Regions from separate parts of the Mus musculus genome. Here region 1 is linked to region 2. A link is a contact called in ENCODE POLR2A ChIA-PET data. All regions are on one chromosome and are shown on one strand. Each heading gives the region's core, a stretch centred on a gene start or an enhancer-like site at or near the end of the contact. The rest is flanking DNA. Distances are from core to core; before and after follow the strand shown.

Region 1 (2,874 bases), core at 213-2,712, 46 kb before region 2:
TAGAAAAGCTTAAAGATGACCAAACATGCATCTGACATCTTTGGTGCCCAACAACCAGGTCATAATAAAAAGAAATTCAAGACTTCAGTTTGGTTTTGTGATAGCTCAAGGTCCAGACAAGAGGCGTCCTGGGTCCCTCTGTAATTCTGTATCTAGGTAGAAGGCAGCTGTAACCCAGCAGAGCTCCACCTTGGCTGGCTAAGAATGGGAATTCTCAACACTTTCAACGTCCCTAGTGACAGGACTGTATGGCTTCCACTTCTAAAAATGTCCTCTCTAAGTTTTGAACTCTAAGGGGATCTACCTTCTCTGCAGGGGGCAGACAAAAACTGAGGTTTTCCAAAGACTTCCAGTGACTTCGGAAATATTTACTGGCACAAAATAAACTGTTTATAGTTGTGGAGTGAACGCTCTTTTCTCTGAATCTCTGACTTCCTGTTTCTTTTCCAGCTCCTAAAAGGGGGTGGGAGAGGTTTGAAAAGACTAAAGTCCTGGGAAGGGAGGAAGGGAGAGAGGGAAAGAGCGAGGGAGGGAAGAAGGAAAGTTACTACCTAGACTCACACTGATGGAATTTAGATAATCCCCTAAAGCCTATATATTCTTTAGAACAGTTGGGTTGTAGGTTATGTCCTGCCTACCCCCAATGCAGAAAAGATGTCTTTAACTAGGCTGAAGCATGCTTGTTCAAAGAACCTTAGCACCTAGCCCTACTTGGGGCATGCCTGCCCTTCAGCGGCACTGCCCAGAACAGCCTTCTCCTCCACACTCCTCCTGGACACACACACACAGCCTATGAGGTCCAGGCTTGCAAAGACTGGAACTTTCACAAAGAAGCCAGTGACCCTCAGGTAGCCGGGCTAGAGGAGAGTTTTTGCAAGGCAGGGTGCCTCAACTCCTCCGGGGACAGATTCGTTTCGGGGTATGTCACCTTAGGGCGCTCTGGCGTCGGGCGGTCGGGCAAGCAGAGGTGTTAAAAATGAAAAGCTGGAGAACTGTGGTCCCGGGGTCCCCTCAAAGCACGGCTCATCAGAAGCGCAGGCCGAACTGTTGCATCGCCGATGGGACCCAAGGCGCGCGGGGACGCGGGGCTGCCCCGCAGCTCCCCTACCCGACGACCCCCAGCGGTACCACAAGCCAGGGGCCCTGCTTTTCTAACAGAACGTCACAGGAGCCCGAGGAACGTAGAGCCGTCCCCAGCCAGCTCCTGCGGGCGACCCGGGACCCGGCCGAGCCAGGGCGCGAGGCGTCCTGCGCTGCATCCCTGTCCCACTCCGCCGACCCCGCCGACCCCTTCCTCGCCGGCAACCCAGGACGCCCTGGTTCCCGGGGTAAGGAACCCGGGAGGCTCGGTCCCCGAGGACGCTGGACCCCGCGCTCTGCCCACCTGCCTACCTCTGCGGCGGCGCCTGATGTTCCGGCTCGCCAGTCACCCGGCTCCGCCGGCTTCCCCGGCTCTCAGCCCGCGCCGACCGCACTCGGAGCTCCGAGCGGCCGGGACAGCGCCGCCTCCTGCGGGATTGGCGGCCGGAGTAGCTAATCGGAAGACGCAGCCGACCACCTGGCGTCACTGGAGGAGGTGTTTATAACTCTAGCTCCTCCCGGTGCCCCTCGGAGTAAAGAGCCCTGACCCAAGAGGTATTCCCACTGCCTTCCCCACACCTAGATTTTAAGGCCTGATGAAGCACTTAGTCACCTCTTTTCCATTCCTTTTGCCTCGATTGGACCTATGGACCATCCTGTTGCATTGTCTCTAGGCGTGAACTCTCTCCTCTGGCCAGTCTGTCTTTCTACATTAACTAGTGTAAGTGTGCACTTTGCCAAGGCCTTTATTGTCTTCCAGGTTGGGTTTAAATGGCCAAGAACGGATTCCGTGTGTAGCCTGAAAAACCTCCCTCGTAGTTGTGCAAGTTTAGTTTTTACAGCTGCTGCTCACACCTCGGGTGACTGTGGTCTGAGGTCTGAGGAATCCAGCTGGGAGCATTGACATGCTGTTTCCTTCCCACCTTTAAAAGTTCTATCTCTCCTCTCAGCCCAGTGAGTCTCCAGACTGCCCCACATAGTGGAAACCTCTGCTCCCGTTTTTTGCCCTCAGAACGTCCGGTTTTTTGCCTCTCTTGGAGTGAGTGCACACGTTTGCCTGACCTACTATTGCCACTGTAGGCCAGCAAGCATTTCAAAGGGAGGAGCTGTTATGTTCTTTTGCAAATCGCACAAAAGCATATTGCGTGAGCACATGAATGATAAATCTGGTTGGATTTCACATCCCAAGCAGGGGCCTAAAGAGGCCAGTCTTGGGAGTTGTTAAGGGACCAGAGAGAGGGGAGAGGGAGGAGAGGGGAGGGAAGGGGAGGGAAGGGGAGGGGAGTGGGAGGAGAGGGACAAATTCTGGATGTTAGAGGTAATCCTTCCCCAGGTCATCAAACTAGGTCAGACAAATTGCTCTCTTTGATACACAGTTCACTAATAGAAGGCATCAGAAGGCTTTTCCCACTTCAGTCTTTTTACAAAAGAAAAAGCCAACCTTATATATATATATAAAAAATACTAAAGTGATAAATTTTGCAAAGTTCCTTAGAGGGAAAGCCCTAAGTGAAAACAAATAAGGCCAGCAAGCAAGCACCAGGCGTCCATGTTTCTTCCAGATGAGCACTAATTTTGGACTGGATCCCAGACAACCCCCACACATCAAATTCTTTCTGCCTTCTGTGGGAGCTGATGATGCATAGCATATGAAAAATTGTCTCCAAACAGCCTTGGCAAACAAGCAGGCTGGACTGGGCTCATTTTACAGAGCATGCGGGAGTTAAATCAACAGTTAAAGTAACTTGCATAATTTAGCACAGCAAGTCAGCAGAGACCCAACAAGAGAAAGAC
Region 2 (2,767 bases), core at 26-2,525:
ACCTGAAAGCAATGCCAAAAGATGTGAATCGGTGGATAACAGACACAAAATCAACCAAGCTATTGTTTAGTGATACTGTAAGACCCCTGAAGCTTGGCCTCCGCTCAAGTCCCAGGATAAGTTGGCCAGCACCCCAAAGACGGGAGAGAAAATCACACTGATGCAAACTGCAAGAGGTTTTATTATCAGCTAGCTGAGGACAAACTCCTTCCGCCATGCAGGTCAGGGGAGTTTGACCCGACCCCGATGACCCCAGTGACAGTAGGGGGCTTTTAATAGCTAGCTGAGGAGTTGGGAAGAGTTGGGCGGAGTGTCCTTGGTGAAATTTACAAGGCAGAAGGAGTGGGGAGTGAGTTCTTTCTGAATTTTTATCTTCCCCTAACCCTAACCCTGAGTCCTTGGCACAGGAAGCCAGGCAAGTGCTGGCTGGGTCTTTTACAATTATCGCATCTCTGGTTGTAAAGTATAGAAACAAAAAGGCTTTTTGCTGGCTATAGAGAACAAAGAGCTTCTTTCTAGCTGTATTTTTATAGGTCAGGGAAAACAAGCTTGGGGAAATGTTTTAGGGGCTTTACCTTTCAAGGAGAAACGCTTTAAGTCAGGGTCTCACAATACACGTGGCAAAACCACAAAGAAATACAAAGTTTGATAGAAAAGCCATCCACCTGATGAACCTAATTTTCATTGTTTTTCCCAACTATGTATCTCAGAGCCCAGGCCAGCATCCCGGCCTTTTCAGCATCTTGTCCGTTCTGTGATCTTGTCCCTTGTCCCAGCTCCTTACTAAGGTGATATAGGTCTCTAATTTTTACTCAGTTTTAAAGGACTGGACTGCAAGATAGTCTGTGAGTTGTGTAAAAGATGCAGCCTTTAAGGCAGCGTTTAAGGCTCGGACAGTGGAGTTCAAGTCGTTGCTCTTGGCTTCAGTTCCCGTCCCTGGCACAACCGTCCCCGAGTGTAGATTTTGCCTGTCTCTGCGCTGGGCACAGTGAATGTAGAAAGTCTGGGTTGGAACAGAAATGTCGGCCTGACACCTAGAGGTGTGGAGGCTGCTGCTCTGCCAGCCAGAAGGAGGTGAGGGGCATGCAATTCCCAGCAGTCACCATCATAGGCTCGCTTATCAAGAACTGTTTAGTCGCGGGCTCTCTAAATCCCCTCGCAAACGCCCTCTTTGATGACGTCACAACCCACCCTCACTTCTGATTGGAGGAGCGGCACTCGGCCGCTCTCGCGATATTTCCGTGCCAGCTTCCAGCCCTGCCTCCCTTCGCCGGGGACCGGTTTTTGGATCGCGCACCACGTTACAAGCCGCAGGGACGCGGTAGACTTGACGGGCTTCCGGGTCTCGTCCAGAGGTGGCGACGCTTTGCAGACGTCCTCGGGCACGAGGTTTGGCTCGCGGGCGCGCTGCCTGCCAGGCACGCGGGCGCGGGGGACCGACTTCGCCACAGCGCGGCCGGGGCAGCTTGCAGGCCACCCCGAGGGTGCCAGCCGTGGCTTCCGGGCGCTGAGGTCTCCATGGAGACAGACAGCCCTTGAACCACGTTTTCATCCGTCCTTCTGTCAGTCTTTGGACTCCACGTGGGAGGCGGTCGGGAAGGTGTAGATGTAGATGGGCGGGAAGCAGCAAGTGGCACCTATGGGCAGATGCCCATCAGGCTGAACCGGGATTTTCGGCTCTGGGCCGGCCCAGTTCACCCGGACACACGTTTACCCTTAGAACGCGCAGAATCACCGAGTCTATCTCTGTGTAGTCCCTAGGACTCCGGGATCAAATACTGCTGCAAACTTGCCATTTCAAATCACAAGTGTCCCCTCAGTTTCCTTCCTCAGTACTTTCTCAGTACTTTGCACGCTGGCTGCTCGTTTGGGAAATTATTTCCCTAAACTTAACCCAGAACTTCAAGGCCTTTCCTTGTTGTCTCTCTGTCTGGCTGTGTTCATTAACTTTTTTGCTTGACTGCTCATTTGCCGTTGCTGTAGTGACTTGCCGTCCAAATGGACTATAAATGCTTCAGTTTCTGGAGCGGTATGCCACTTAGCTGTAGCATGTCCTTTTAGGTACCAGGTAGCCCACCTTCCTTCTAAAAGTATATATGTCCCTCCTATAATATCTCTAGCAATTGTTAATTAAGAATTCCTTGATTTAGTTCATGAAATTTTAATAAAGCATTTACTACATGCATGAACGACTAAGGAGTTAAGAACGGGAACACTGAACACAACTATTCAGTTCATTGCAACCTTTATGGAGCTTAGTGCTAGGAAAAACAGGCAATAGACAGGTGTGCCAGTTAGTGTAATCTTAGGTAGTAATACATGCTGTGAAAGAAATCTGAAATGAATGGCAGAGGAAGCTGGGGCCAGATTGTTTTCAGGCCATACACCCAAATTTGGATGTAACTAATGCATTTTATTTAGTGCAAGGGAAAACCTTTGGGAAGTTTATAAGCAAGTGCATGGTTAGATTGCTTTGATTCTTCAGAGACAAGTAGGGACAACAAGGAAGCTATGTCAGGAGTTTAAGTGACGCATGCTGAGTCGTTTTCTGCCTGGGAGGGTCTGCAGGTAGACCATTCCTCAGTGGCCACGGAGGTCTGCCTTTGACTTAAGCTGGAATCTGTATCCTCAAAGCTTTCGTAGAATGTCTAATTATTAAATGGGACAAAAGAAATCTCTCCTTCAAAGCAGCACCTCATTTAAGGACAACATAATGAAACCCCCCATTTTCAAGGTAGTAAAAAAACCTTAAACAAAAAGCCCACAG

What was found. ChIA-PET counts read pairs that join two places held with the same protein, here RNA polymerase II (POLR2A).
Region 1: POLR2A ChIA-PET joins it to region 2 with 27 read pairs in Patski. The contact joins the promoter of Plekhh2 here to the promoter of Thada in region 2. POLR2A ChIA-PET finds 5 or more read pairs at or near these places in 3 of 5 experiments (Patski and embryonic stem cell).

Annotation. Positions count from the first base shown.
Region 1 is chr17:84,510,483-84,513,356 of GRCm38, reverse strand. Plekhh2 (pleckstrin homology domain containing, family H (with MyTH4 domain) member 2) reads right to left here and starts at 1,462. Exons shown (of 30, transcript NM_177606.4): 1 at 1,393-1,462.
Region 2 is chr17:84,464,716-84,467,482 of GRCm38, reverse strand. Thada (thyroid adenoma associated) reads left to right here and starts at 1,275. Exons shown (of 38, transcript NM_183021.3): 1 at 1,275-1,389.